2 separate regions of the Homo sapiens genome follow, and region 2 is linked to region 1. A link is a loop called in an ENCODE intact Hi-C map of the cell type or tissue named here. Cell type or tissue: adrenal gland. All regions are shown on one strand. Links, peaks and the distances in the headings refer to the core of each region. The heading gives the core; the rest is flanking DNA. Region 1 has its middle 33 kb from the start of GSTA5. Region 2 overlaps CILK1 (ciliogenesis associated kinase 1).

Region 1 (16,833 bases), core at 5,229-13,228:
AGAATAAAAGACCTACGAATCCAACTTACAAGGGATATGAAGGACCTCTTCAAGGAGAACTACAAATCGCTACTCAATGAAATAAAAGAGGATACAAACAAATGGAAGAATATTCCATGCTCATGGTTAGGAAGAATCAATATCGTGAAAATGGCCATACTGCCCAAGGTAATTTATAGATTCAATGCCATCCCCATCAAGCTACCAATGACTTTCTTCACAGAATGGGAAAAAACTACCTTAAAGTTCATATGGAAGCAAAAAAGAGCCCACAATGCCAAGTCAATCCTAAGCCAAAAGAACAAAGCTGGAGGCATCACGCTACCTGACTTCAAACTATACTACAAGGCTACAGTAACCAAAATAGTATGGTACTGGTACCAAAACAGAGATATAGACCAATGGAACAGAACAGAGCCCTCAGAAATAATGCCGCATATCTACAATTATCTGATCTTTGACAAACCTGAAAAAAATAAGCAATGGGGAAAGGATTCCCTATTTAATAAATGGTGCTGGGAAAACTGGCTAGCCATATGTAGAAAGCTGAAACTGGATCCCTTCCTTACACCTTATACAAAAATCAATTCAAGATGGATTAAAGACTTAAACGTTAGACCTAAAACCATAAAAACCCTAGAAGAAAACCTAGGCAATACCATTCAGGACATAGGCATGGGCAAGGACTTCATGTTTAAAACACCAAAAGCAATGGCAACAAAAGCCAAAATTGACAAATGGGATCTAATTAAACTAAAGAGCTTCTGCACAGCAAAAGAAACTACCATCAGAGTGAACAGGCAACCTACAAAATGGGAGAAAATTTTCGCAACCTACTCATCTGACAAAGGGCTAATATCCAGAATCTACAATGAACTCAAACAAATTTACAAGAAAAAAACAAACAACCCCATCAAAAAGTGGGCAAAGGATATGAACAGACACTTCTCAAAAGAAGACATTTATGCAGCCAAAAGACACATGAAAAAATGTTCATCATCACTGGCCATTAGAGAAATGCAAATCAAAACCACAATGAGATACCATCTCACACTGGTTAGAATGGCAATCATTAAAAAGTCAGGAAACAACAGGTGCTGGAGAGGATGTGGAGAAATAGGAAGACTTTTACACTGTTGGTGGGACTGTAAACTAGTTCATCCATTGTGGAAGTCAGTGTGGTGATTCCTCAGGGATCTAGAACTAGAAATACCATTTGACCCAGCCATCCTATTACTGGGTATATACCCAAAGGACTATAAATCATGCTGCTATAAAGACACATGCACACGTATGTTTATTGTGGCACTATTCACAATAGCAAAGACTTGGAACCAACCCAAATGTCCAACAGTGATAGACTGGATTAAGAAAATGTGGCACATATACACCATGGAATACTATGCAGCCATAAAAAATGACGAGTTCATGTCCTTTGTAGTGACATGGGTGAAATTGGAAATCATCATTCTCAGTAAACTATCGCAAGGACAAAAAACCAAACACCATATGTTCTCACTCATAGATGGGAATTGAACAGTGAGAACACATGGACACAGGAAGGGGAACATCACACTCTGGGGACTGTTGTGGGGTGGGGGGAGGGCGGGAAGGATAGCATTAGGAGATATACCTAATGCTAAATGATGAGTTAATGGGTGCAGCACACCAGCATGGCACATGTATACATATGTAACTAACCTGCACATTGTGCACATGTACCCTAAAACTTAAAGTATAATAATAATAAAAAAAAAAGAAAAAAGAAAGAAAATGTGGCACATATACACCATGGAATGCTATGCCACCATAAAAAAATGATGAGTTCATGTCCTTTGTAGGGACATGAATGAAGCTGGAAATCATCATTCTCAGCAAACTATCACAAGGACAAAAAACCAAACACCGCATGTTCTCACTCATAGGTGGGAACTGAACAATGAGAACACATGGACACAGGAAGGAGAACATCACTCACCGGGGACTGTTGTGGGGTGGGGGTAAGGGGGAGGGATAGCATTAGGAGTTATACCCAATGCTAAATGACGAGTTAATGGGTGCAGCACACCAACATGGCACATGTATACATATGTGACAAACCTGCATGTTGTGCACATGTACCCTAAAACTTAAAGTATAATTTTAAAAAATCAAATATATAGAAAAAAATACACACCAGATTTTGAATACTTAGTATGAAAAACAATAATTTTAATATATTGACTACATAGTAAAATAACATTTTAGATATAATGAGTTAAATATATTATTAAAGTTAATTTCATCTGTTTCTTTTTACTTTTTAAAATGTGGCTACTTAGAAACTTTAAAATTACATACAGGGTTGTGGCCCCCAGCATATCTCTGTCAGGTACCCTGGGCTATTAAACTCCAAATTACCTAACTGCCTTTGTTCTAATTCAGTGCTTACCAACGAACCTTCTGATTACTTATCTAAGCTTATAAGTATACCTCAGTAACAAAAAAAGGAGTATCATACGTAAGAGACTTATGTATTCTGGACCCTTTAAGATATCTCCTCTACCAAATGTAAAATAATAAATACCATTCTGGTTTCCCTTAAAAAAAAGATATCCAACCAAATGATTTTTATTAAATATGCATTAAAACTCAAAATAAATAAATAAATAAATAAATATAAATTATCTTTAGAATTTTGAGATATAGCTGGCTATTTCATCATATCATCCTTTAAAAAATTTAAATCAATCTAAAATTGATGAAAATATACTTTGATCTTGATCTACAACCAGTAATTTAAACCTTGGAGTAAATTACACCTTGTCCTGAGACAAGTCACTTTGGTGGAAATGGCAGCCAGCAACAAAGCTGTCTCAGTCTGATCAGAAGCTATGAGTGGTTGCAGGTATTTAATACTGATATGAAATTCAGTTATTACGTAATGATGAAGTTGACTTACATAGGCAGAATCTGTCAAACCAAAAGTCTAAGCAAAAGTTATCAAGATTCTCTGGATTTCACTGTTGATATGATCTGGTTCCAATCTTGACTCTGCCTCATAATAGCTGTGTGATCTGGGAATCATCACTTAACATCTTCAAGCCTTAGTTTCCTCATCTGCAAAATGGGGAAAGAATATTTCCTTAATCAGAATTTTGTAATGTTTCAAAATGCATGATACAGGGCCTGACCCACATACATCAAGTAATAAATGGTAGTTGTGTTTCCAGTGGCTAATTACACTTTAATGGAGTTCTTTATGGTGAAAATTCAGGAATTTAGGGATTTCTAGCTTGCTCCGTGGAACAGAGTTTGTTGTGGATCTATGATCACATAGGACCAGGATCTAGAGGTTACGGGGGGTGTGTGCCAGCAATTAATATAGCATCCAGTTCAGGACAAACCTAAGGAACGATGTGTGGTCCTGGCAGGAGGGTGACCGAGATGGGGTGGGATTGGCAAGTGGGATGTTGCTTGTGAGGCTGAGGACTGGGTTGTGATCATCAGCCTTAGGGCACTGAGACCCCAGAAGCCTGAGCAAGGTCTGCAGTCAGCCCTGCCCCCGCCTTCAGTCAGGCTAGATGGAGACCAGGGAGCCTGTGTTCCTCCCAGCCTTGCCCCTCCCCTCCCTCCTGCTGAACTCTTCCTACCCGGGCTCTGAACACATCCCTGAGCTGCAGAGCTGATGTCTGGGTGACAGGGTATTCATTTGTACAAAGAAAACAACCTGGAATGGCAGTGTTTGGATTTCTTATGTGCTTGTTTCCTCGTAGGATTGAGAAAGGATGAGGCTAAGGTCCCAAGCCCTCGTGAAACAATGCACAAAGTACCGTTCCGAGGTTCAGGTCCACGCGGCGCTGTGAGGCTGAAGGGGCGCGCTAGAAGTTCCCTTCACAGGACGCCACCTCACCTGAAATCCTCCTTTTCTGCTGCCACCCGAGGGACAAGATATGTCCACCTACTTGTAATAATTCCAAGGAAATCCCAGATCCATAAGATTAATCCTTAAATACTTCAATGTGTTTTCCTAAAACATACTATTCTAAAGATAGAACTAGTACATTATCACACATGAAATATTAACAATAATTCTTTCATGTCATCAAATATTCAGTCAATATTCATGTTTCTAATTGTATAAATACCAAAATAATTATTATTATCATTTTATTTTTATTTTTTGAGACAGAGTTTCACTCTTGTTGCCCAGGCTGGAGTGCAATGGCATGATCTCAGCTCACTGCAACCTCCGCCTCCCAGGTTTGAGTGATTCTCCTGCCTCGGCCTCCTGAGTAGCTGGGATCACAGGCATGCACCACCACACCTGGCTAATTTTGTATTTCTAATAGAGACGGCTTTTCCCCATGTTGGTTAGGCTGGTGTCGAACTCCTGATCTCAGGTGATCCGCCCGCCTCGACCCCCCAAAGTGCTGGGATTACAGGCGTGAGCCACTACACCTGGTCAATGCCATAATTATTGTTTACAGTTTGTTTAAATTCTAATCCACTTAAGTTCTACACTTTGTGATTAGTTTTTTAAATATATTTTAATATTGAGGCTCTTAGATGATAAGAAATTTTAACAATTATTAGGTCAAATCTGTTCATCTTTTTCTTAATTATAGTCCATTTTTATTTAAGGCACAATGCTTCAGTTAGTAATCATCTCATAGTTTCTGTGGGAAAAGTATGTGATAACACAATTTTAAATCCAACTTAAGATGACCTAACTCAGAACCTACCTCTACTCCGGCTGCAGCCAGGAGCCACCAGGTGGACTCCATTCTGCCCTGTGCATTGGAGTAGTGGAGCTTGGGCTTCTCTGCCATGGTAGCAGTCTCCTGGAGGTTTCTCTAAGCCTGAATGAATGAATGAAAGAATGAATGAATGAATGAATAATTTAAGCCATAGAATCAAAAATGTACTTTAGGATGTATGGTTGAAAACCACAAACAATGCTGAAGAAGAACCTGCATTCTTCATGACGGTGTTGGAGGAGTTCCCAGAATGTTTTCTTGGCCCAAATTGTTACCCATCAGTGGGCACCCTCAGATTCCAGCAAACCAGTCTCAAGTCTTCATTGGCTAACTGTGACTTTTCTTGGCAGCCTAAGAAGTGAGAGTATGTGGTAATAATACATGTATAGGAGTTAATGGGAAGAGGAAGAATTCAAGAACTAATATTTATTGAAAACTTCCTAATGATCCTTCTTCAGTCTAGTCCCTTTCAATATTTTATATCTTTAACCCTCCTTATAGTCCCATGAAATGGTTTTTTCCTCCATTTTTTAGTTAATGAAATGGAACATCAGAAAAATGCAGGGTTCACAGTCACACCCTGGCTGGTGACAGACATGAATATCTACACCAAGGACTAAAATGAAGTCATGCCTGGAAGCCACCCAGTGAAGGCCCTGGGAACCCATGAACTGGCCATGAAACCAGAGGATGTCACTGACAGGGAGGACCGGCAGGGAGCTAAGTCACTCTTCAAAACAAAAAGCAAAAATCAGGCCTCAGAGTTGTATAACTGTAGTTAGAAGACCAAATTCTTTCAAAGACAGAGAATGCTAATCCCTTGCTTCTTTCGGCATTCTATATTCTAACTCTATGGGGTGCATTTTATTTCATAACCTGGAAAAAAAGATGTTGTTGCATTAACTTTGCAAGATATGGAAGGAGCTAGCATTTGTTCAACGTCAGTTACACAACTGGTTATTTTTCTAAACTTCTCCTCATTTTATCCTACAAAAATCACCTAAGGTGAATGAGGTTGTTATTCTTATTTTTTACAGTTGGGGATACGAGGTTTTTTAAAGTAACTTGCCCAGATTAAGTGGTGGATCTGGGATTCAGACTCACTGCTATTAAAAACTAAAGACTGAGTCTTATTTTCTATGTTAGTGTTTCTCAAATATGCATGGTAAGAGTTCAGCAGATTGTGAAACCTCACTACTTTTTAAAATAAAATAGAAAAGAAGAGAAAATATCAGCAAGCATGACATGTTGAAGGGTAAGTAATGTTTCATGAGTTGTTAGTTTCAGTTATTTGTATATTGTGTGTATGGATGTTTGCATGTGTGCACGCGCACTTGCTCATTGTAAATGGTTAGAGATAAATTGACTGGGCTCATCAGTGAAGTTTGATAGCCCTTGCTCTATCCCAGGCTGTTTGGGAGATGGAACATAGCAGAGTATCAGAGAATGAAAACCAATGGCTGCAGGGACAGATGCAACTAATCGTATCATGAATGTGAATGGAAGGACACAGGACTCATTGAAAGCAGGAGTTCCAGTGCCAGGATTTAGGGACAGTTGCATTTTCTCTCCAAACACTCAGCTCTGTCATTAAACATTAAGATTCTTCTTGGAAAGTTTTGTGGTTGTTGAGTTTGGAACAAAAATGTACTTGTCTTTGCCAACTAATGTATTTCTTAAAAAGTTTGTATGCTTGAATTTAGACGTCAAAATCTTTTAAATGTCTACGTTTTAAAATGTGGGAGTCAAGAGTTTAACCTTTGGAAAGTAAAGAATTTTTAGAAACCATACTGAATCAACTCACCTGTTTTGTAATTAGAAATTTTGACACTGCACTTTTCTGTCTTGGGAAATGGAAATAGCATTATTCAGCAGAAAGAAAGGGAGAGTGAAGTTCACACGAAAGTGTGGGGTGTGGTTGTTTAATTGCTATGGATTAGAGTTCACAGTGTCATAATTCTAATCCCCACACTAAGCTCCCTTAGCCATTGATTGAGGATCATGTTTCAACAGGAAAGAAATGTTTATCTTACATAACGTTTTATCACAACACTACTGCTGGTAACTAACATGTCAGCTTCTCAATATGAGGTTTCCTAAGGTCCAGCTAAGACTGGGACGAAGGTTACCGTTGAGCTTTATTGGGTCAACAGAAAATGAGAACCAGAGAGCTCAAGGATTTGCCATGGGTCGCACATATATGCTCCTCATTCATGATCAATATCTAGGGAGTGTGTCTACCTTCTGCAACAACCGTGGGAAATGGCTTCTAATATCCTAATTATAGATGGGCACACTGAGGTTCAGAGAGCTAAAGTGACTGGCCCACGCTGCACACTTGGTGAGTGTTGGGTCAGCCTGAACTCCTTCTGATTGCAGGTCCAGAGCTGTCCAGAGCTTTTCCCCTCCACCCTGTAACCTGGCTCTCAGCTCCTGTCTGAGAAGTTGTTTTATATTTTCCTATTCAGAGTCCATTAGCCAACTAAATGGTGGAAGGCAAGGGCAAGAGGGGAACATCTAATCCTTGAGTTCTTTCTGTTAGCAACTTTTCAGGGGACTTTCAGAAAGTCTGCCTTTCTCTACTTTGACAAACTAAAAACCAGAGTGAGTTGAGGACTAGTATAACTGTATTTATATCAATTAAAAAAATGGGTTTAACATCACAAAAGCCACAATTAACATTTAGGTAAAGCACTTCATTGTGTAAAACGTTAGAATATTGGTCTTGCAAGTTCTTGGCCTCCATGGCTGCTTTATCAAATCTTCAAAATCTCTCTTGCTTCTTCTAAAAGTTTTGCCTTTTTGGGAGGCTTCCTCTGGCTGCCAGGCTGCAGAAACTTCTTCACCGTGGGCAGTTTGCTGATTCTGGTTTTCAGGACCTGCAATGCACAAAGCACAGCCTCAGAGTGAAGCCAAGGACTGACACCACCATTAATACCACCCAGGGAATCTGAGCCTCTCCTACACAAAGACCAAATGAGGCCCCTCCATCAGCACCAGTATGAAGGCTGGGAAACAGACTCTGAGCGAGAAATAAGAGATAAGAGGAATATGAGAGAAAGAAGAGAAAAAAGATAAGAGAAAGAATATAAGAGGGAGAACAAGAAGCTCACTAGCATTCTCCCAAAGATGTATTTTAGATTTTATTTAGTTCAGTCTCCCTACTCTCTTCTTTATACATCAATCCTGAGGATTCGTGGCTTTTGTGTAAGTCAAGAAAAAATAATGTGCCTGTGAGATATCAACACAGATCAGCCTCTAGGCAGAAATGAAAATATGGGAAAATTGAGTTAGAAATGAAAATAGAAAATGTTAAAGACAAACCATGGGGCCACTCCCACTGAGGTATACAGGGCTGGGGGCAGTGTACTCGGAGAGCTGTGCAGAGAGAAACGCAATCAATGTCTGACAGCAGGAGCCAGAGCCCAGGGAAGGAAACCAGACAGAAAGGGCCCTGCTCAGACAGACTTGGTGTGGGAAGACAAGGGCACATATGGGATAAAGGACATCACAGAGAATTCAGGAACAGAAACCACGTTGAAATAGAAGGATGGGGAGAGATGCTGGGCCCTGGATCCTTTCCATGATAAAAGGCAAATGCTCTTCATGAGGTAGCCACACATTTCACTGACATAACAAGAATCTTTCCCTGATTGTGAGGAATCAGGGCCTGGAAGCTCACTTTGGAGACCTGAGGGCACTGAAGGCCTGGAGAAGGCTGGTGTCAGAACATGGCTAGTCCCAGGACCCAGATCCGAGATCCCAAGATGGGAGATGTGGGGCTGCCTCTCCGGGCTACGAAATGGGTCACCTTCAGCAGAGGGAAGCTGGAGATAAGGCTGGAGTCAAGCTCTTCCACATAGTAGAGAATTTCCACCAGGTGAATGTCAGCCCGGCTCAGCTTGTTGCCAACAAGGTAATCTTGTCCGCGGCTCTTTCACACCTGGATAATTGGGGGAATCGGACCAGGAACACATGTGCAATCAGGCTGGGGCCCCTGCTTCTTCCTGAGTTTCTCCAGCCTGACATTCCCACCTCTGCTGCCTCACTGCATGGGTGCAGAGACCCGGATCTTTCTCCATGTTCCCTGACTCATTGAGAGAGTAAGAAGTGTGGCTCTTCTAATTCCTTGGTTGGAGCCCAGGCTCTCATTTTCTCTTCTCATTCCACCTCACTGCGGTGTCCACACCACCCACTCGGCTTGCATCTTCCACATGGGCCAGGGGCTTAGCACCTGCTACAACATGTTCTGTCTTCCCCAGACCCTACAGCGTGCAGCCCTGATGTTCAGGGCATGATTCTACACTCTGCTATCTCTCTCCAATCTCTCTTGGGAAGTGACTCCACCTTCATGACAGCACTCTTCTCCCAGGAGGAGACTATATCAGAGTCCTCATTTCTCCTTGTATGCACTCCTTATTTCCTGCTCTAGGATCTGAAGTAAACCTGGGTGAACTTGAATTCATCCCCTTTCTTGCAACGTTGGCGCTTACTGATTTCACTGTGTTATAATCTGCATGCCACAGTATCCAGGGTGAGCTGCACTGATGTCTGCAATTTACTTTGAAATGCAAAAAAAAAAAAAAAAAAAAAAAATGTGTTTGACTGAGGGAGACAGGAGTGGAGTGACTGACACGTGTGGTAAAGCCCAGATGAGGAGATGTTAATTTTGCTGTCTAGGTGGTTGGTGTATATATGTTCATAAAATATTTCTTTCAACTATTGTGAATGTATAAAATGTTTCATAACAAAATTTTTAGTGATATGTGGTATTTATTAAAATATTATAGCACATTCACACCATAAATAATAAAATGAGAAAACACACAGCATCACTGATTTAAGGTAATATTTTGGCAAATACCCTTTCAGACTGTGTATACATATGTAAGTGTAAATAATTACTTGGTACATAAAGAAAATGCAACATTGAATGCTATATTGTAGCATACATAGTTCAAATTCATGTATCATGGGACTCTTTGGTAGAACTGGTGAAATTCTTCCTCACAGTCTATTTTTATACCATGCCTTGAGAGTCAAGAGCTCAATTAACATCAAGGAAGCCTTTTTGGACCTGAAGGTCAATGCCCCAAAAATGCACAGGCACTATTTTTCTGTTGCCTTATGTTATGGATTGAATGTTTAAGTTTCCCCAAAATTCATATGTTGGGATCCTGACCCCCATGTGATGCTGTTAGTAGGTGAGGCTTCCAGGAGACGATCAAGTCATGGGGGTGGATATCTCATGAATGACATTAGTCCCCTTATAAAAGGAACCTTAGAGAACTCCCTTGGCATGTTTGCCATGTGAGGACACAGCCAGAGATTGGCTGTCTATGAATCAAGGAACAGGAGCTCCCCAGATATGAAATCTGCTGGCACATTGATCTTGTACTTCCCAGCCTACAGAGCTGTGAGATAGAAACATCTGTTCTTTAAGCTACCCAGTCTATGGTATTTTTGTTATAGCAGCCAAACTACAAAGAAACCCTCTAAACTCTTAGTGTCCTTATAGACTAAACAGCTTCTATCATGACCTTTACAACAGTGAAATATGCCAGCATTTGGTCAATAACTGCCAGCTTTCCTAATTTTTGCCTCCACTTTCAGTTTATGACCAAACACAGAAAGTAAAATATTGATCTCTGAACAATCACATAGAAATTCACACTTCCAGCTAGCCAGCTTACAGCATCTTCATGCCAACAACATGCAATCAGGGCATAACTTTTTCCACCATAAATCTCTCAGACTTTCCCGCCTGCCTCTGAATCTCTGGCAAACGCAAGTGATGGTGCCTGACTTCCTTACTATAGCAAGCTCGAAATAAACACCTTTTGCTTATTCTCATTTGGGTTGTCTTCATTCACTTTCACAGTTTTTCCAGAGGTTGCAACAAGACATGGTCTATGTTGCCCATTGCCGTGGACCCCAGCCGTCAGCCAGGTGCAGTATCCACAAAGGTTCCTTGTGCCTTGTGGCAAGTCCGCACCTGGGCTGAACTCTTTTCTCTTTGCTTTGAGCTCTTTCACTTTTTATTCTCAGTTTGGACCTCGGTTTTGTATTGGTTCCCATCTGCTTAGCATCCTTAATAGAACCAGGCCTTTTTTGCCTGTTTGTTTCTTTTCAGTCTTTTGTGGTACTGCTTTGTGCCATGCTATCGAGAAGTGTTTGTCATTAAAAAAAAAAAAAAAAAAAAAGAGGCAGCATATAGGCATAGGCCCAAAAGCCTGTTTTTCAAGACAGCCTCACAGTACACTGAGTTTGAGGTTATCATGGGATCTCTGTCCATGTTTACAAACTTTGCTGTGGGTCATCCCTGAAACTAAATGAAATCCTTCACTCTTGGTTTTTGTTCTTGTTGTTCTTTAAACTTGGCAGTGATCCAGGCAGATTACAGCTTCCACCTGGGGCACAGCAGTGACTGTGACTTTAGGTTTTCTTTATCCCATTAGGTGGTAATCCATATAGTTGGGTGAAAAAAATCTCTTTCGTAGTTTGGAGGCTCAAATCATGTAGCCACTGAAAAGATAAAGACATGCCTAGGGCAAGATATGGGGAAGGGGCATGGCGCTTCCATGCCTTCCCTGGACGTGCCACCCTCCAAGAAGCTCCATGCATGTGTTCAGGTATACAGAAGCTCCCAGGTACAGTTTCAAAGACAGGAAAATAATGGCTTCTTGTTCCCCCTTTGATCAGGGCAAGCTTTGCATCTTTTTCCTTAGGTGGAGGTAGTGCATAATGAAGAATCTTTTCACTCAAAATTTCCTACCTTCTACATATATCCTTCTACATTCATCCTGAAAGACAAAAAGAACCAAACTGTCAAAATGCCTTCTGCCTTAGATTTTATGGTTTAAACACCTGAGACAGTAGAGCCTCAGATGGTGACAAAGTAATTCAGCTCCAGTGGGTGCCTTTTATATGCCAGTCATGCTCTTAGTTATACATACATATTACATTTATTTCTCAGAACATGCTACAGGGGTAGATATATGTCCAAAATGTTTGTCCTACACGTGACCAAATACAGGTACAGAGAATATCAACATCTGTGACCTGTCTAGAGTCACAGTCATGAGAGGAATTAGTGGAATCACTGCAAGTAACCACTGATGCTAAAAATAGGGTTTGCTATCTCAGCTGTGGTTTGCTTTGTGGATGAGCTTAGCATGATTCATATAGCCAAAGACCTACCATTTAAGTAATCCCAAGGCAGAGTCCCTGGAACAGCCATCTCGAACATTTCTGTCTCCTTTTCTCACCATACTACATATCTCAGGCTCATTTTTATGCTCAATGTTCGAAGTTCTAAAAAAATTAAAAATAACAATAAATAAATAGGAAATAAAGCATATCTCTAAAAGCTATCTCTAAAGATATATACTTTCAAGCAAGCTAGTAATTTTCAACAACAACAAAAAAAGAAGATCTCCCAATTATTTTCTAATCACCTGGGAAAGCAGTAGCACTTTGGCAGCCACTCCCCTTAGCCCCCTCCATCCAGCCCCTTGCAACAACTGATTTACTTTCTAGATTCGAATGGTCTGGATAGTTCATACAAAAGAAATCATGTAACATGTGGCCTTTGGTGTCTGGTTTCTTTTATGGAACATGTTTTCAAGGTTCACCCATGTTGTAGCATGCATCAGTACTTTGACCCTTTTCATAGTCCAAGAATATTCCATTGTCTGCCACAGCACGTCTTGTTCCTCCATTCATCCATGGGTGGACATTTGGGTAGTTTCCACCTTTTGCATATCATGAATAGTTCTCCTATGAACATTTCTGTGCATGGATTAGTGAGGCTGTGTTTTCCTTTATCCTGGTTGTAGACCTGGTAGTGGAATTGTTAGGTCATTGGTAACTCTATATTGGACTTTTCAAGGAACTGCCAACAGGGGAGGAGACCCCTCCTCCCAGCTTTGCTGGTGCAAAATCAGTGTGGCTGCTTAGGTCTGTATCAAATGCTTCACTTTAGGTAATCCTGGTATCTTGGGCACCAGCCTCTGCTAACCTGAGTCAAGTTGACCAGTTCATATAATTAGTTGCTAACGTAGGTTCCTGGTCATCATTCTTGGAGTTATTGGAACCTGAGATTCAGCTTCTTTAGAGCCTTCTCTCCCCAGGCCTTCATCTACCGACTCTCAAACATTCTATGACTTGTCCTAAGCTGTTGTTGGCGCCCAGTCTCTGAAGGCCTGAGCACCTGGAATCATGATTTGCCATCCTCCTGAGTTCATGGTTCATCAGTGTTTGGAAACCTCTGTCAGGGTGCTCGATCCATGGACTGCATCCTTTTCTAGAATCACCCTCACCTGAACCCACCCCATGTTCACTGTTTCCTCATCTCCATGGGACTCTGCAATACTGCAACTCAGCATACACACCCAAGGTCCAGCCTGATGCTGACGATAATGCCCCTGCCACGGTCCCGCCCACTCAAGGAAGGACCTAAATCACTCTGTATTCTCTGTTAATGGAAGAACAGAAAATATACCATACAGGACTCTCTCCTTTATGTCTTTCTCATAGAGACTGTATTTGCTGGCAATGTAGTTGAGAACGGCTCTGGTCTGCACCAGCTTCATCCCATCAATCTCAACTATTGGCACTTGCTGGAACATCAAACTCCCATCTTTAGAAAGAAGGAAAAAAAGGAGAGTCAGATGTCTATGAATCCCAGTCTTTCAGCATGAAAAAATGTTTGCTGAAATGACTAAATTTATAAAATAGAAAAGAAATTATTGCCTGGTATAACCTCTCAAAGGAAATAGAAATTTGTTTTTAGCTTCCTTAGTCCTTCTTTTTCCTATCAAGCTTCCTCTTACCTTGTAGCCTCTTATTTCATTTATGTTTTTGTTCCTCATCCAGATACATAATAGGTCCCTTGTATTTTTTGTGTTGATATATCTTCATGGATATTTTAGGAAGAAGTTGGGAGAGGCTGCTGCAGGCCCACTAGCCACATGCCAATTAACATGGGAATATCTCAAAGTAAATCTCATGGTGTGAAGACATTAAAGACAGTTCTGAGAAAAGTTTCTATGTAGGTCCTTTGTATAGTCTTCAATACCCCCACTGGACAGTGTGTGCAGGGTGGGTGCTGTGTTCCTCACTCTACTGCTGCTACCCTGGCTCATGTCCCTCCTCACCCTCTGACCTGGACTTCCAACCAATTCAACACTATCTCATTATCTAAGCCTACAGTTGCAAGAATATCACCTTGTCAAATTCATAAGAGAAATGAATTCAAGATGGACCTATTTCAACTCCTTCCCTCTGATGAATGTCCGCGCGTGTCCTTGGATGGGGAGGGCTGTATGGGATCCCGAACCAACCACAGCTTATTCACAGTGTTGAAAGAATGAAAGCAAGGAAAGGCCATTCTCAGGGTGCTGGGGATGGCTCCTCTAGCAAATACTCTAAGAGGTCTGGCCCTTTTAGCCTGGAGAGAGTTGACAGAACTGCTCAAGGAGCCCCACCCTTTCTACTTTAACCACTTTTTTCCCTCTCCACCACCCCAACTACCACCCTTCGCACACATAGACACGGCCTGGTATTAAAACCTGCAAGTGTACCTTCTACTAGATACCTTCCTCAGAGACACGTAGAGACTCGATCTTACCATTTCTTAACTTTTCCAAATCTTCTGCAGATTCTAGAAATTTCTCTTCAAACCGAAAGCAGAATCAGTGAATGGGCTCCTGATAGGTCATTCCATAGCATTATAGACTTTTAACCTTGAATGGCTACTGTCTGATACATAATTTGGAGAATATAAGATTTCTGAGTTTGGCAGTGCACACAGAGGGGTCTGGTCATGGCCACTTGGAAATTTAGACTAGATTCATCAAGAGAAAAGCATGGATCACAGCACATAGCACTCAATCTTTTAGTTCACTTCATCCACACCCTGATCTCTCCCATGTCCATGATTAGGTCATGATTTGGGAGGGGATGTCACTGGCGTTAAGGTATCAAGCAGTTCTTCTAGTTATGTTGTTGTCGTATCATAGGAAAGCATGTGTCTCCAGGTGAGATCAGACCGCAGGCTTTGTGTCCCTAGTGTGGGGTATGCAATGGGCTAATGACCAAAAAAGATTCTTCCACCGAGGAACCTCTGCTGTAATTTATATCACCCCACTTGTTAGGAGCCCTACTGTGCATGAGATAGGTCCTGCTATTGCACAGCTTTAACTCTTGCAACGATAATTTCCCCTCCTGGAGTAAATGGAACATGACAGAGTAGAATTCTCAATTTGAGGAAGGAATTAGGGTCCCCAGACTAATGTTATTTTTAATAAAAATCTGTGGTTTATGATATGGCTGTGTGGGTTTAATATCACTATTTTCAAGTCCTGGCTTCTTGATTTTGGACACATTGTTGAATCTCTCTGTGTCTCAGTATCCTAACCTGTGAAATGGATATACTTATGAAGCTTTTTTTAAAGATTGGTATGAAAGGCCGGGCGCAGTGGCTCACGCCTGTAATCCCAGCACTTTGGTAGGCCGAGGCAGGCGGATCCTCTAAGGTCGGGAGTTCAAGACCAGCCTGTCCAACATGGAGAAACCCCATCTCTACTAAAAATACAAAAATTAGCCAGGTGTGGTGGCGCATGCCTGTAATCCCAGCTACTCAGGAAGCTGAGACAGGAGAATGGCTTGAACCTGGGAGGTGGAGGTTGCGGTGAGCCAAGATTGCACCACTACACTCCAGCCTGGGAGACAGGGTGAGACTCTGCCTCAACAAAAAAAAAAAAAAAAAAAAAAAAAAAAAAAGATTGGTATGAAAATTAAATTTCAAAGTCATGCAAAGCACTTGGAAAAGTAGCAGGTATATAATAAATGCTCGTTAAATATATGTTTTGGGACTCTGAGAGATGGCTGCTATTTCATAGCATCCTTTTCAAAAAATTTAAATCAATCTAAAATCACTGAATGTATAGTCTCTTGTTGACCTATATCCAGTAATTTAAACTTTGAAATAAATTACACCTTGTCCTGAGAGTAGTTGGAATGGCAGCCAGCAAGGTTGTCTAAATCTGATCAGAAACTCTGAGTAGATGCAGGTATTTAATATAAATATGAAAATCAGTTATTACATAATGATGCAGTTGACTTAATAGGCAGAATCTATAAAAATAAAAGTTAAAGCAGACTCTTACAAAGATTTTCAGGATTTCACTGTTAATATGATCTGGTTCCAATCTTGGCTCTGCCTCATAATAGCTGTGTGATCTGGGAATCATCACTTAACGTCTTTAAGCATTAGTTCCCTCATCTGCAAAATGGGCATAGAACATTTTCTTAACAGAATGTTTTAATGTTTTCAAAATGCATCATACAGGGCCTGACCCACATAAATCAAGTAATAAACAGTAGCGGTGTTTGCAGTGGCTAAGTATACTTTAATAGAGTTCTTTATAGTCAAATGTCAGGAATTTGGGGGTTTCTAGCTTGCTCCATGGAACAGAGTTTGTTGTGGATCTATGATCACACAGGACCAGGATCTAGAGATCATGGTTGGGGGGTGGGGGAGGCGGGGGCAGGAAGGGTGTGCCAGAAATTAATACTGTGTCCGGTTCAGGACAAACCTAAGGAACGGTGTGTGGTCCTGGCAGGAGGGTGACCGAGGTGGTGGGACTGGCAAGTGGGATGTGCTTGTGAGGCTGAGGACTTGGTTGTGATCATCAGCCTTAGGGCACTGAGACCCCAGAAGCCTGAGCAAGGTCTGCAGTCAGCCCTGCCCCCGCCTTCAGTCAGGCTGGATGGAGGCCAGGGAGCCTGGGTTCCTCCCAGCCTTGCCCCTCCCTCCCTCCTGCTGAACTCTTCCTACCCGGGCTCTGAACACATCCCTGAGCTGCAGAGCTGACGTCTGGGTGACAGTGAAACGGGGTATTCATTTGTACCAAAACAAACAAACAAACAAACAAAACCTGGAATGACGGTGTGTGGATTTCTTGTGTGCTTATTCGTAGGATTGAGAAAGGGTGAGGCTAAGGTCCCGAGCCTTCGTGAAGCAATGGAGAAAGTGCCGTCCCAAGGCTCAGTTCCACACGGCGCTGTGAGGCTGAAGGGGCTCACTGGA
Region 2 (16,833 bases), core at 7,688-15,687, 180 kb after region 1:
TCTGCCTATAATAAAGAAACTGTAGTAATAATGTAAAGTGACTAGTATTCCTACAAAGTGTCCAGATCACAAAAGACAAGGACAGACTAAGGAACTGTCACAGATTGGAGGCAATTAAGCAGACATGCCAAATAAATGCAATGTGGGATCCTTCACAGGACCCTGGAATAGAAAAGGACACTAGTGAAAAAGTTGGTAAAATCTAAGTAAGATCTGTTGTTAGTAGTATTGTGCCAATGCTAATTTCCTGGTTTTGATCATTGTTCTATGGTTATGTAAGATATTAATATTAGGGAAAGTGGGGTGAAGGGTTTCTAGGAACTCTGTACTATTTTTGCAAGTTTTCTGTAAGTCTAAAATTAGTTCAAGATTAAAAATTTAAAAATAGGCCAGGCGCAGTGGCTCATGACTGTAATCCCAGCACTCTGGGAGGCTGAGGCAAGTGGATCACCTAAGGTCAGGAATTTGAGACCAGCCTGGCCAACATGGTGAAACCCCGTCTCTACTAAAAACACAAAAATTAGCTGGGTGTGGTGGCATGTGCCTGTAGTCCCAACTACTCGGGAGGCTGGGGCAGGAGAATCGCTTGAACCCGGGAGGCACAGGCTGCAGTGAGCCGAGATCACGCCACTGCACGCCAGCCTGGGTAACAGAGTGAGACTTGGTCTCAAAAATATATATATATATATTAAAAAATAAAATAAATAAATAAATCCAGACTGTGTTCTCCTGAAAGCCGTGTGTGAGCTTGAAAAATCTTAAGACATATAAAACTCCTGCCTGATTTTACCATGCTTTATCACAGAATCAAACAAGCTTTTAGAGATCAAGCCCCACTCTACCCACCCTCAGCTCATTCCCTTTCCCCTAGAACCACTGTAAGGCCTCTGGTTGGAGGGGCATTTTCCTTCTTGAAACTCTTCAGGATCAGACTCCCTACAACCTCCTTCAGTAGCTCTTTAGGGTGATGTATTCCATTGATGACTAATAAATATTTATAAAGCACCTTCTGTGTGACAGATCCTATCTTTAAGCTCTGAGGATATAGAGACCAATAAAATATGGTCCCTTCTTTTAAAGAGCTTAGAGTCTCCTGGCAGGGGATGGGGGTGTGGATGGGAGGGGGGAAGCAGATATGTACCACTCATGAATACAAACTAAGATATTTCAAGTATGTGGAGGGGAATTAAGGAGAAAGCCCTCTTGGTTTCCAGCTGGGTTAATTCCATCTGGGCTTAGGGAGGGCAGGAAAAATCTTCATAAAAGATTGTCTTAAAAAAGAGAAAAGTAGGTGTTTTGTAGGGCAAATGGGGTTCTAGCACTCCAAGAAGCAGAAACTAAGAGGCAGGGCTTGAAATTAGGGGGTGGGAAAGGGGGAACTTGTGGAAAGAGTTGGCAGAGTTTTGTTTATGGAGGAACCCAGATGCCATTTTTTAAAATACAGGTTTTGACTGGATTCTGTACTGGAGAAGAAAATGCAATAAAGCAGGGGTCCCCAAACCCAGGGCTGTAAACCAGTCTGTGGCCTGTTAGGAGCTGGGCCACACAGCAGGAGGAGAGCAGTGGGTGAGTGAGCATTACTGCCTGAGCTCCACCTCCTGTCAGATCAGCAGCGGCGGCATTAGATTCTCACAGAAGCACGAACCCTACTGTGAACTGCCCATGGGAGGGATCTAGGTTGCGTGCTCCTTAGGAGACTAATGCCTGATGATCTGAGGTGGAGCAGTTTCATCCTGAAACCATGGACAGTAGATTAGATAAAAATATTTATCTGTGTTAAAGTTATTGTAGTTGTAGTTACTGTCCTGTGATTCAGTAAGAATATAGTTTCATTCTTGGGAAATATACTCTGAAGGGTTTACAGGTAAAGGGCCATGATGTATGCAATTTATTCTCAAGTGGGTAGAACAAAAATTTTGTGTGCATTGCGAGGAAAACAAATGGGGTAAAATGTTAACAACAGGTAAATCTGGGTAAAGAGTATGCTATGGACTGAATGATATCCCTCCTCCAAATTCACATGTTAAAGCCCTAACCTCCAATGAGATTGTATCTGGAGACAGACCTATGGAAAGGTAATTAGGCTACAGAGGTCGTAAGGGTAGGGGTCTGATACAATAGGGCTAGTGTCTTTTACCTCTCCCCCACACACCCTAGCAAATGACGACACAGGAAAAACGCAGCCATCTAAAAGCCAGGAAGACAGCCCTCACCAGAAACCAAACCATTTGATCTTGGACTCTCCAGCCTCCAGAACTGTGAAAAAAATAAATTTCTGTTAAGACACCCAGTCTATGTTACTATGTTATGTATGGTAGCCCAGGCAGACTAAGATAGGATCTATGGGTATTCTTTTGGTATTCTTGCAATTTATGTAAATTTAAAATTATTATAGATTAAAAATTTCAATTATCCCTAAAATGGTAGAAGAAGGGAAATTTTTTAAAGATACAGGCATCTTAAATGTTTTATCTTAGATCAAAACATACAAATGCAGACTTATTTAATACAACTTGTTGAGAAGACAGAACACTATCATATACCATGGTTCCTCCACTTCATGATTACTGTATTATGGAATAGATTGGATTCAGGCTGTGCCTTAACCCAAAAAGTATATTTGGACCACAGCACAAGCAATTTTGGCTCTGCATTTGTTTTCCCCTTTTTCTTCTTTATCTTCAACTATTTTTTTCCTATAGCATACACACAGTCCTCAACTTTTGATGGTTTGACTTACGATATTTTGACTTTGTACAATGGCGCCAAAGCTACATGCATTTAGTAGAAATCGTATTTCGAGCACCCATACTATTCTGTTTTTCACTTTCAGTGCAGTATTCATTATATACATGAGATATTCAACACTTTATTATAAAATGGGCTTTGTGTTAGATAATTTGCCCAACTATAGGCCAATGTAAGTGTTCTGAACATGTTTAAGATAGGCTAGGCTTACAATGATGCTCAGTAGGTTAGGTGTATTAAATGTATTTTTGACAATGATTTTTTAACTTACAATGGGTTTATAGGGATGTAACCCCACTCTAAGTTGAGACACATCTGTGTATGAATCCTCCATCATTCATTATTTCACTTTCCAACAAATTAAGACTCCCAAACCATCGTTGTATGTCATCTTCCTAAAAAAAAAAAAAAAAAATTCCTGGAAGCTTGATTTGTCAAAAAAAAAAAAAAATCAGCCAACTAATAAACAATGTCTTTATTTTTATTTTTTAAAGAAGGCTTTGCCCTATAGACAATGGGAAGTCAATTAAAGTTTTGTAACTAGGGACTAACATGATCAGATCTGCATTTTGTAATCCAGTTAGAATATTTTTCTTCATGTCCAACCAAAACTTGCATATTCTAACTTAAGCAAATTTCTTCTGCCTAGTTTTCTGTGGATATAACGAAGCTATGTCATAAAAATGTCTATGCACATGAAATGAGTAATCAAGCATGTGTCTCTCAGCCTTCTCCTGCCTTAATTACATGACCTTTTCTCAGAGGAAGCATTTTCCACTCCTTTAATTACCTTTGGCATTCATCTCTGAATCCTCACACATTTCTCCATCTCCTTGATGAACTATGGTGACCAAAACTTAATAGTAACCTATATTACAGTAGCATGTGGGCTTCCCTCATGCTTTTTGCAATGGCATTATACTACTGATTTATATCAGTTATTAATAATAAAGCCTTTTTTGGATAATTAATGTCCCTTCCTCATCCACTTAAATTGTACAATTGGAACAATGGTTCCTAGATTATCACTGGGAAAGCTATCTGTGAAAGAATTAAGAGCTTCATTGAAATCCAGATAGAGTGGGTCATTCATTCAATGCACAGTCACCCCAACAATTCCTCCTTGTTATAGTCTGTCATATTATCAAGGAACAAAATCTAATTACTGTGGCAAGATATGACTCTCACCATACCATGGCAGTTACTTTCTAATTTCTAATGCTACTTCAGGTAATTACCTAACAACTATACAATGGATCAGACTAGTGTCTCTTCAAGCATTGATGGCACATGGTATAATTTTAATTAAACTTTAATAAGATGCTAAGCATTATGCAAGGCTCTTGGGCACATTATGGATAAGGCTAGGGTCTCTCCTTTAAATCACTCACAACTGACAGATACACAAAAAATGTAGAAACTGCTATGAGAATGCAGTAGACAGCAACCAACTCTTGGGAGGAGGAGAGAGATCTGACAATCCTTCAGAGAAGAGGTAGTATTGAGATATTAAAAAATGAAAAAGGTTTTCTTACACAGAAAAGGAGAGAAAGAAATTATAAGTGGAGGAAACTGTAAAAATGTTGGCGAATACAAGAGCTTGGTGTGTTCACAAGAGGGCAGGCACAGCCTAATGTTTCTCACCCTGGTTGAATACAGAATCACCTAGAGAACCTTTAACATTTACTCATGCCTAGCCCCAGCCCCAAGAAGCAGGTCAGGATGGGGGCTGAGCTTTGAGAGTTCTGAAAGTTTTCCAGGTCTAATGTGCAACCAGGGCTGGGTACGAGGCTAGAGCGTAAAACCAATTCAATGGAGGGCGATGGGGCAAATTGCAGGAAATAGCTAGAAAGTTAGGGTGGGCCCAATTATGAACGAGTATGTGTGTCATGCAGGAGTTTTTTGTTTTTGCTTTTGTTATTTTTTTGAGACAGGGTCTCACTCTGTCACCCAGGCTGGAGTACAGTGGTGAAAATCACAGCTCACTGTGGCCTCAACCTCCTAGGCCCAAGTAATCCTCCCACCTCAGCCTCCCAAGTAGCTGGGAGTACTTGGTGTACACTACCAGGCTTTTTTTTTTTTTTTTTTTTTAAGAGATGAGGTCTCTTTTTTTTTTTTTTTTCCCAGGTTGGTCTTGAACTTTTGGGCTCAAGCAATTCTCCCACTTTGGCTTCCCAAAGTGCTAGGATTACAGGCGTGAGTACACCTGGCCTCACGCAGGAGTTTGATTTTTATCCTACAGAAGGGAGTTCCTCAGAGTTTTTAAAGCAGAGAAACAGCATGAATAAAATCCCTCTGGAGACTACATAGATGTTAGAATAGAGATCAGAGGCAGAGACTAATTAGGAGGTTACTCCAATAGCCCAGGTGAAATATGATGAAAGCCCAAACAAAGGCACTGGACTGGGTGAGTCTTAGATACAACAGGAGACTATGGGTTTGAGATAGGGAATGTGTGTTTTTGTGTTATTTGGACAATGTACAGAGATGTGGGTTCTGTTTTCTCGGGGGCTGAATTTGAGGTATGTACAAAACCTCTCACTGGAGATGCTCAATAAGCAAATAGCTCTAAGGTTGTTTTATTTTTCCCCAAAGATAGAGTATTATTGGAGTTCTTATTGGGAACACAGCATTCAGACAAGGCTGATACACTGTGTAACTCCAGGGTACTCCATTCACATAGAACACAACGTGAAAGGTGCCCACTGGAGTTGTTAAATAAGGCAGCCTGTGTTCAGAATAAGGAATGCAATAGTCCCATCACATCCTTGGTTTACTGCTCCAGAGGCCAAACTTCAAGAGAAATATTAAAGAACATAGTGAGGCATCTAAATGAAAGTACAAGAAGGGTAGATGAAGAAACACCGGATGCTGGAAGCAAAGGAGACTTGGAAAGCCATGATAATTGTTCCAAGTGTACAAAGGATATCAGAGAGAAGGGTTAGTTACACTAGGTATGGTTCCAGAGAACAAGAACCATGACCACTCTTTGAGCTTTCTATTATTCACATTAGTGAATTATTTCCCATACTGAAAAAAAGTGAATGGTATTAGCCAAAATAGCATTAGACAAGAAGCACCAGTCAGCTCACAGTCCAATCTGAGCATATCCTAGCAGGATGTGGTTAAATACATTTGAGAATGGTATTGTTCAGCTATTCATCCTTTTTGTGGTGGCCCAAATATGATGAGTCACCTCATAATCTGAAAGTAAAGAACAAAAACTTACTGTTGCGCTGGGAAAATAGGGCGATGGACAATGCACTAGAAAAAAGAAGGGACCATGGTAGGCGCCTTCGCTGCTCTACTCCATAGCAATGCTTCTCTTCTTGCTTAGTTTACAGAACCTGATTTTACTCAGGATTCGACATACTCAGGCACAGCAGCCACCCCAGGGCATGAACTATGATAGATCTAAGCCAAGCAAAGGAATTCTACTTCCTTACTAAAATCTGTTTAGGAGTGGTGCCATGGCTCGGACTTACGAGAATGAAAGGGAAGTGAGCTGGTGAGGAAGAAGAGCTTCTGAGAAGGAATCTACTCCCTAATAAAGACAGTTGACAAAGAAGCGGCATTGAACATGGCTGTGTAAAGTGTGATATTTAGGGCTGAGGCAGAGACGGCTATGAGACATCAGCTCTAAAGATGAGAATCCCAGCTGCAGAGGGTGTATTCATAGAAAGAGGTTGAGTCCTTGATGACATCAGTGAGCTGCTGCTTGAACCCTGAAAATATATGCCTTTGGGCTTATTGTTCTACAACCTAATTGAAGGTCTCTGTTGAAGAAGTCACTGTTAATCTATCCACTACAGCTGAAAGCATTCCTGATACTATGGGCTACACCCACTTACAGTGGGCTATACTAACTTTTGTATTTTAGGTGACAAAATACAAAATTCTCTACAGGAGGTGACAGATAGACCTTTATGGTTAGCATAGTTTTGAAGACTGAAAGAGGTGTACAGCTGGAGACAAATTAGAAGTAACTATTAGCCTAATGTTCATTTGCTTTCCATTATCTGCTTCCATTTTGAAAGAAAATAAGATGCAAGTAAGATACAAACCTATTGTGGTAAAAGAATGTCCAAAAACGGCCCTCAGTATCACTCCAGGTTGCTTGGACAACTAGCTAGCTGAAGCTTTGTGACCTTGTGCAATCCAGTCATGTGCCTGTAACATGGCAGGTGGGAAACATGAAAGGATTCCACTTTGCATGACAAGTGGGGCCCAACATGGGGACCACTCTGCATGCCATCCATAGTGACATTTACTACAGATAACCACAGAGCTTCAGTCAAAGGCAACCAAGGCAAACACAGAACTCTCAAGCTGAGTTCTTTTTTCTTTTTGTGAGACAGGGTCTTGCTCTGTCTCCCAGCTGGAGTGCAGCTGTGTGATCATGGCTCACTGCAGCCTCATGGGCTCAGACAATCCTCCCACCTCAGCCTCCTGATTGGCTGGGACTATAGGCATGCACCACCAGGCCTGGTTAATTTTTGTATTTTTCGTAGAGACGGGGTCTTGCTATGTTGCCCAGGTTGGTCTTGAACTCCTGAGTTCAAGCACTCTGCCCACCTCAGCCTCCCAAAGTGTTGGGGTTACAGGTGGGAGCCCCTGTGCCCAGCCTCAATTGGAGTTCTAACAGGAAAAAAGGTTTCAGCACTCTAATGACTATTTTTAGTGTATTAATGTTAATACATCCTTCTTTGATACTTAATGGGAGACATCTACATCTACAGAGTCAGTGCTTCAAAGAAAGAAGCAGGCAAATATCAAAAATTTGATACTTGACAAGACATCACAATTCCAGCCTGAAATCTCTGAGTATATGACATTAGCATACAAAGATTTCACACTGTGTAGACCAGAGACCACATACTGGCAGCATAATATTTCACCCGTAAGTCACTCCATTGAGACCTCACTCCACAAGTAGAAGACCGTTTCTACTGCTGGGTTCTTTACAATTTGTTAAAAAAAAGAAGCCAACTATTATCTTTTCTATGGTTGTGAGGTTTACTTGCATTTGTGTGTGTGTGTGTATATATATATACACATTTCACATACATATAATATTCATATATTATAAATACATTATATATAAGTATATATGTAAATATGTGACATATTTATTTTATAAAATTATATAGGCTGGGCGTGGTCGCTCACACCTGTAATCCTAGCACTTTGGGAGGCCCAGGTGAGCATGTTGCTTAAGTCCAGGAGTTCAAGACCAGCCTGGGCAACAGGGCAAAACCCCATCTCTACAAAATACAAAAATTAGCTGGGCTTGGTGGTGCATTCCTGTAGTTAGTCCTAGCTACTTATGGGGCTGAGGTGGGAGGATTGCTGGAGTCTGGGAGGCGGAGGTTGCAGTGAGCCTAGGTCACACCACTGCACTCCAGCCTGGGCAACAGAGCGAGACCCTGTCTCAAAAAAAAATTTTTTTTAATTTAAAAAAGCATATAAATATGCATTTTTGATATACAGCAATATCTGAAATACGCTTAAGACACTTAAGTGTCAACAAAGCATCACTCAAGTGAAAAATTAACTATAAGGCCCTACGTTCAGTACTGAGATATAAGATCCACAGAGCTGTGGGTGGCAGATCTGGCCTCTGGGGACTTCTCACGCAGTTGGAGAGGTGGGAAATACACAAATGACCAGAAGACATGGACACTGGATTAAGTTCCTACATGGAGTGGAGATGAGAGTGCTACCAGTGCACAAGGAAGGAGTCACTTTGTGGATCACTGGCTAGGAATCTCAAGGAAGGCTCTGGGCCACCAATTTCTAAACTACAGCTAATTTTTCTTGTTAAGGACATGTCACTTATCCATATTTTAATCCAGGTATAAATAACAAAAAAAATTTTTTAAACTATACAAAGTTTTCCTTGTCAGTTATATTAATTTCCCACAGCTGCTCCAAAAATTTTCACAAAGTTGGTGGCTGAAAATAGCAGAAATTTATTCTCTCAGGTTTCTGGAGGTCAGAAGTCTGAAACCAGTATTCCTGAGTTGAAGCAAAGGTGCTGGCACTTCCTCCAGAGGCTCTAGAGGGAATCCATTCTTTGTCTCTTCCAGCTTCTGGTGGTTGCAAGCACTCCTTGGCTTGTGACCACATCACCCCAGTCTCTGCCTCTATGATCACATTTTCTTGTCTTCTGTTTTTAAATCTTCCTCTGTCTCTAGCTTATAAGGACTTGTGTTTTCATTTAAGGCCTACCAAGATACTGCAGGATAATCTCTCCATTTCCGATTTTTTGATTCAATCACATCTGCAAGGTCCATTGTGTCATATAAAGTAACACTCACAGGTTCCAAGGATTAGAACCTGGTATCTTTGCAGGCTATTATTTAGCCTATCACTCCCTAGCAAAACATCCCAAAGACTTATACAATCATCTAAATTACACAGCAGCAGTGTTATTCATTCAAAGTTGGGTGTTTTAGAAATGAAATCAGAAATCTGTGCTTACTTACCCAGCGAACAAGGACATTCTGTTTTAAAATATAGAATGTACTTATCTCTTTTATTTTACTTTAAGTTCCGGAATTCATGTGCAGAATGTGCAGGTTTGTTACATAGGTATACGTATGCCATGGAGGTTTGCTGCACCTATTGACCCGTCCTGTAAGTTCCCTCCCCTCGTCCCACCTACCCCACAACAGGCCCTGGTGTGTGTTGTTCCCCTCCCTGTGTCCATGTATTCTCATTGTTCAACTCCTGCTTATGAGTGAGAACATGCAGTGTTTGGTTTTCTGTTCCTGTGTTAGTTTGCTGAGGATGATGGCTTCCAGCTTCATCCATGTCCCTGCAAAGGACATGATCTCATACCATTTTATAGCGGCAAAGTATTCCATGGTGTATATGTACATTTTCTTTATCCAAGCATACTTCTAACTTTGCATAGTGAACAAGACTTGACAATTCTAGCCTGAAATCTCTGAGTATATGACATTAGCATATGGAGATTCCATGCTGTGTAGACCAGAGATGGCACACTGGCACTCTGGGGGCTGAATCCCAGATTTAAAAATAGGGAATTTCGGCAGGGCACAGTGGCTCACACCTGTAATCCCAACACTTTGGGAGGCCAAGGGCAGCAGATCACAAGGTCAGGAGTTCGAGATCAGCCTGGCCAACATGGTGAAACCCTGTCTCTACTAAAAATACAAAAATTAACCAGGCGTGGTGGTGTATGCCTGTAATCCCAGTTACTCAGAAGGCTGAGGCAGGAGAATTGCTTGAACCCAGGAGGCGGAGGTTGCAGTGAGCAGAGATCGCACCACTGTACTCCACCCTGGGACAGAGTGAGATTCTGTCTCAAAAAAAAAAAAATCAATAAATAAAAAATAGGGAATTTCCTATATAAATCCCTATTTGGAGCTTCTCTGGAAACACTGAAGGTCTAACCACCTGGGGTCCTTAGCCCTTCACGGTAATAAGAAGTGGAAGAAATGTCCGTACCTCTTCAGGCTGGGCGTGTGCTCTGCAGCTCACCACAGTCCCCATTTTTTGCCTGTTGCCACTTGCCATTTTTTTTTTTTAGCTGTCATTTTTTTGTGTGCCTTCATAGCCACTTGTTTTACTGGATGAAAAATATTTCTCTGTTCCTATGCCTATAACAAAAGTGACAAAGTAAAAGCCTGAAAAAAAAAAAAACCTTATACTTAAAGAAAAATTGGAAGAGAAGAAAAATTGTTCTTTTTTAGAAGAGAAGAGCAATTTCTTACTGTTTGACAAGCACACACCCAGCTTCCTTGAGTCTTTTATTTTCCTCCTCTGCCCTGACAGCATTTAAATTCAGCTTCTGGTACAGATAGTTAACACTGCTTGAGAAGTGAATGGAATGTAGCAGCCTGTCCATTACCTTGAGAATTAGCATGTATTTCTAACTCGCAGTATTTCTAAATTCTGCTTTGACTCCAAGAATTAACTTGGATAAATCATTCACTACAACGAATCTACACTTAGCACCCTCATATATCAAATATGCCCAAAACATGATAATTTTAGTACTTAGTATGTGCATAGTACTATTATAAGTGCTTATGCATATATTAGTACATTTAACCCTCATAATTCTACCAGGCAGGTACTATTACAATTATCCCTATTTTACAGAGAAGGAAACTGAGACACAAGTTACATGTCTAGATTATACGACTAATGTGGCAGAAATGAGACAGGAACCCAGGCTGACTGTACCAAACTTAAGGGAAAGCTTTCAAAAGATCATGAAATCTTTGGAGGATCTGAAAATGACAGGAACAGAAGTAGTACTTTGTATCTCAAAGCCCAAATATGAAAATGAATGATATGGCTATGTTCTAATTGTCTTCATTCTGCAATCAAATATCAGCGAATCCTCTGGAGCCATTGGCAGCACCAACATGCCCACAGTGGAGGCAAAGTGAGGGACTGGTTCCAGTTTCCACTCAGCACTGATCTGCTGTGCCTCGGGGCATCTCTTGGTCCTTGAGTTTACTTTTGGTGGAATTAGGGCATGGGACTTGCTCTAAGGTGGTTTCTTCCTCTAAAGCTGTGTGATTCTGTGACTCTGTATCAGGAATTGAGCTAGCATTTGTCTAAGAAAAAAAAAAGGATAAATGTTTCTGCTTTTTGCATCACATGAACAAAGGTTAGCGGAGAAGACAGTGCCACCGAAGGACCCTGTATGCTACACACCTTTCTTTCAAGAGATGCACAAGTGCCCCAGTGCCTCAGCCAGGCCCCAGTAAACATTAAACATCGATTCCTTCTCTTTCGAGCTCACATGTCACCTCTTCCAAGCCTCCTGCCCCAACCTACACATATAGACCCGAGAATGGTCCTCTCCCTTGATGCCATAGTGCCTTGTCCTCACCTCACTGCCAGCCCCTTCCCCGTGGCAATGACCTGCAGGTGTACCCTCTGCTTCAGCCTCGACACTCTCCAAGACTGCTTCATCTTTGTCTTCTCACTCCACTTGCAGTAGCAAGTCCTCAAAGATTGTTTGAAGGGCCCAAATGTGAGTTTTAGTCTTTGCTATTATTTTCTGTACCACCTTGGCTAAGTACCTCAAAATTCTCAGTGCTTCTATTTTGTCATACACAAAACAAAGATAAACTGTTGGGCCCAACTAAAAGTTCTGAAGTTCTGAAGTGGAAGAACAGTGAATACCACAGAATAGCTGGGGCAGGCAGGCAGCCTGGGCCCTCCCACAACAATGCCAAGATGACTGAGTCTCAGAGGATCACAGAAAGTCCCCCTCCATGCGGTCAGATCAGGCCTTTGGCCTTTGGGTAAGGCTGTACTCAACTACCAAAGAAAGACAGCTTTATCTCTCTTTCAAAGAGTTCCAGCAAACCTTTGAAGTCAATGTTATGATGTTCCTGGCTAGGTGACATTGGGGAAAAGCTTCCTGTGATTTGCCCCAATTCCCTCCCCTCAGCGTCAATCCTCGGTGGAGGCAAAGAACATTTGCTCATGGCCAGCAGCTCACATCAGGTGCCTTGCTCATTCACAGCCTAAAAAATGGAGGCGAGGGGCAGGGAAAATTGTAGTTCATTCTTTATTTTGAAACCTTAATCAATGAATTAATGCCATCATTACACATTTTCTAAGACAGGAGACAAAAAGTTACAGCAAACTTGGGGTTCTCTGGGAGTTGTGGTTTACCAGGCCCACTGACACCATTCAGTTCCTTAGAAGGAGCTTGTCTCCCTTTGCATTAATTATCTTACATTGAAAAGATTCTGTTACTTTCATTTATCCTCCTAGGAAAAGTGGATTATATGCAAAATCATTAGATGACCCTTCTCATGGTAATTCTGAGTTCCATTTTACCTTTACAGGTTTATAATTAGACTTCGTATTCTAGGTTTGAATGTGTCCTAACTTTACAAAAGTCAGTGAATACTGTTAATTTCTTTTAAAAAGGTACTAGAAATAGTATATCCGGGTTTATGTTTTTCTCCTGGACCTAATTCTTCTGCCTCTGTACATTTTAGCAAGCAAACCTTTTAAGCATTTTGCCTCTTGGACTACTGCTTTTTTTCTGCATAAGGAATAGCAGTTACAAAGCCAAAAGGACCTTCTTTACATGGATCTTGCTTTGTCTTTACCTTGACAGAGGAGTGAATTAAAGATGCATTCAGCTATTGCATCAACTGGATGTTAACAAGAGAAGATAATCCGTTACATGATGTGCCTTCTTCTGTGCCCCAGAAACTTCTTCATACCTTTACCATCCCTCTCCTCTTTCAATCCCAGCTTCTGAAAAAAGAACTCGTCCTGCACTAGGTCCTTAATCCCATGAGAAGCTTCCATAACTCCCTGTCGCTTCTCTTACAATATAAAAGGTGCTCACGCCTTGAACCTTAAAAAAGTTCTTCAATCACTTGCAGATGATTTTTAAACTAGGACACATAGTTGGCTTTGGTGGACTGTAAAGAACTGAAGTAAAGGCGAAATGTTAAAAAAAATAAAAAATAAAAAAACAGCCAGAAAAACAAACCTTTACCCTGCCATGTGTGAAACTGTAGATGAGCTAGAACGAGAGTCCCCAGCTTAATGAAAACTGCCGAGGGTGGCAATAGTCCTGCTTGCCTGTGTTTCAGGGGTGGGCAAGATAAGGGATAGTGAAGATAGGGGAGTGACTAAGAGCATATCACAAGTTCATGTAGATAGTAACTTTCATGATACTGGCAAATAAGTAGCTGGACGTTACACAATAATACTTTACCTTTCTGGTTCTAACGCATTATCTTTTACGGTAGTTACAAGGACAGCCACATGTTATCAGTATTTATATGCTATTACAACACATTTGACTAAGGAGCTGATCTCAGTGTAAGATGCTTTGCTAGCATGTATACAAAAAATCAAAATGAATTAAAGGAAGTAAAGGCTTAATGTAAAAATAAAATAGGGCAGGGATAAGCACGTTTTTTCTGTGAAGGGTCAGTAAACAGGATAGGCTTTGCAGGCTCTCCATCTCCGTCACAACTCCACTCTGCCATTGTAGCATGAAAGCAGTCAAAGACAATATGTAAATACATGGGCATGGCTGTGTTCCAGTACAAATTTATTTACAAAAACAGGCAGCAGGAAGGACTGGCACACAAGCCATAGTTTGTCAAGCCCTGAAGATGAGGAAATCCCCCAAATAAGCAGAAGCACTTTAGTACTCTCCATAGAGCCCTCACTTACCCCTAGGTTACAGGGCTACATACAAGCTGTGTTTAACCTTAGAATATAAGCTCTGTGAGGTCAGAAACGTTGCAATATTCACAACTGTATTCCCAGTACTCAGTTCCCAGAGAACTGGCATAGTTGGCACAAGTACGGACTCACAATAAAGACATGTTCAATGAATTAACTAATGAATGAACAACTTATGGAGCTTTAAAAGGCAATCCTGACCATAGATGATTTTCCTATACTACCACGTCCACCCTCACTGTCATCCCGTCACGCCCCACTTCTTTGCAAACTGGACAACTGTACTGGGACTAGGGTACCAAAATTATGACTCCTTCTAAAAACTTTTACACTAATTTAGGAAAAAACTTGCTTTTCAACAGCTAAGATCACATGAAGGCATGTATATCTTACATTTTTCTTACTCCCCTTTGTCTTAGTTAAATCATTCTCTAGTAAATTCTCTTTCAAAGCAAAGGCAATGTCCAAGAGGGCAAAACCATTAATAACTATCTTTTGGGAACCACAAGTTCATGCAGATAGTAACTTTCATGATATTGCCAAATACGTATTTGGGCATTATACAATAGTACTTTCCTTTCCGGTTCTCAGGCATTATCTTTTATGGTAGTCAAAAGAGCAGTCACATGTTATCAATACTTTATCACAGGTCATGCTTCACCTATAGAAAGGTAAAAAATAACTCACACTGATCTCTCCTAAAAAAACGTGTGGTTCTCATAAGCTCTGGGCCATCGTTATACATTTATTAAGTGGCTACTAAGGGTTCTTGACATGGTGGGAAAAGCACCAAATGAAAAGCAAGGCACTATTGTGGCCCTTTCATTTCAAAAAAAGTGAGTTAGGATGACAATCATCTGCTAGGAACTACAAGTTCACGCAGATAGTTACTTTCATGATATTGTCAAATATAGTTGGACATCACACTTATAATACTTTATCTTTTGGTTCAGAGGCATTATCTTTTATAGCAGCCATGATGAGCTTATTTAAAGATAAAATATAACTGAATGCTAATTAACATAGATTTGAATGCTAAATTCATTAGGAACTATGTTCAAAGCCTAATGTTGAACAAACTTCAGACAATAGAGTTAAGAATTTTTTTTTTCTGTAAAGGACCTTAATGATCACTTGACATTCTCACTCTACAGATGAGATCCAACTAAGAAGAACAGAATACTTGCTATCTTCAGAGTAGAATATTTTGAAATGTGTGAGTATAATACATGTTTTATAGCCAACTAAAGATGTATCAAATGTTCCCCACGTGCTCCTTGGTAAAAAGCATATGAATATTTTGCTAATCCTGAGCCCATATAGTTTAAAAAAAGGGGGGAGCAGATGTTTGAAGATGTGCTATCCTCAAACTCAAACATGACTTCACATGTCAACATATGTTGGATTTGATTTCAGCCTGCTCAGGTAAGTCCCACGACAAGACACTCTTCCTACCCAGGAAGACTTCAACTTTCAAAGCACAGAGAGTCAGGTACTTAATGTGCAAAGATAGTTCAGTTTCCTTGGAAGAAAATCAGGAATAGAAGCCTTCTGTTTGGGTTGAGTGTTTCCCTAAAACCTGTTGAGTAGTAGTTTTTCCTAATATTGGACAGCAGTTAACTAGGAGCAGACAGATTGAATGAAGATGCCCATATCAACCTTGGTTACCACCTTGAGGTAGGCCTGAGCTGCTGCTTTTACTTCTTTGGCTGCAATCAAAGGCATCTCTGATTTTCTTCCTGCCACAACATTTCCTTAGCATTTTAATGCAATTTGCCCCAGAAAATGATTTGTTTCACCAAATTCTTTTTACTAGGTAATTTTCTAGAACACATGTGCTTTTATAAGGAAGTTAAAACTGTATTTCAAAGGTAAGCACAACCACAAACTAAGACACAATTACACTGTAATCCCAAAACGTGTATAAGTCATCCGGCACACACACACCTCTGTTTGCGCATTCTCCCTGATTCAACCACATCAACCATAAACACTGAGGTTCACAGATAGGAGAGTTCTAATACTCTAAACATAGGCCCTTCTCAGAAAGCCACAGTCATCAAAGACCACAGGTGAAAGACAACAGTTAAATGAGATACTATTCACAGGCTTTCAGATCAACATACACAGAGAGGTCATTATATCCAGAATTCTCCCAAGGAACCACCAGGCAAATACACACACTCACATAGATCCCACAAGCAGAAAAATGCATTTTATAAGGGCAGACATCAATAGAACGGCTAGGTACCACTCCAACTCTGCAAGATCCTACAAAATGAAATGGAGGAGACTGCTGCAAGAGGAGCAGTATAAAAAAAAAAAATTAAGCAGTAGTGTTCCTGGCAAGGTTCAGATGGAAAAACAGCAACAGATCCCAGAAGCAGAGCTGCAGCCAGGAATAACCTAAGCTCAAGCCATTTTAAGTAAGGGCAGGATAATACTTACTAAGGATTCACTGCATGGTTACCCTGGTTCTCTAGGCCTCCAGGCTGAGTGTTCAGGAATTGGACTCTGTTAAGTTACTGTCAAGGGATAAGCAGACCTTTATCATGTATATGCCAGTTATGGGTAGGCACTATAGACCATCTTCACACCACAACTCGGGGGTGAAACTGGGGGGGAGCATTTTCCCTATTTTGCACATGAGATTAATAGTAGGAGAATTACAGAAGGCCACACAACTAATAAGTGGAGTCAGGCCCTTGCCCCAATTCTGCTGTACTTCAAAGCCCACAATACCACATTACCATGCATAACATATGGCTCCGGCCCTAAAGAGGCTTAAACTAACCTAAACCAATTGGAGATCAATACAGCCAGTATAATGAAGGGCTAACAAGCAAGTATCTTGAGAAATAGAAAGAGGAA

Evidence for each region. Hi-C counts contacts between places; a loop is a spot of excess contacts. Peaks named below come from ENCODE experiments on the same cell type or tissue, not always from the same donor. Only the 100,000 strongest peaks of a DNase experiment are listed, where the experiment ranks them.
Region 2: a loop joins it to region 1, with 2.4 times the contacts of the local background. A loop is called at or near these places in 78 of 110 quality-filtered maps.

What each region holds. Positions count from the first base shown.
Region 1 is chr6:52,865,519-52,882,351 of GRCh38, forward strand. It overlaps the pseudogene GSTA11P, a transcript of LOC105375091 not described here and the pseudogene GSTA10P. Among named protein-coding and RNA genes, the nearest start is that of GSTA5, 33 kb to the left of the region's middle. RefSeq lists enhancers at 3,505-3,674, 6,692-6,861 and a silencer at 4,226-4,436. In adrenal gland, for the core only: no CTCF peak of the experiment used is centred there; no DNase peak of the experiment used is centred there.
Region 2 is chr6:53,042,647-53,059,479 of GRCh38, forward strand. All of the region lies in intron 1 of CILK1 (ciliogenesis associated kinase 1), which reads right to left. Among named protein-coding and RNA genes, the nearest start is that of CILK1, 11 kb to the right of the region's middle. RefSeq lists an enhancer at 1,426-1,980. In adrenal gland, for the core only: no CTCF peak of the experiment used is centred there; no DNase peak of the experiment used is centred there; H3K27ac peaks cover 2,713 bases.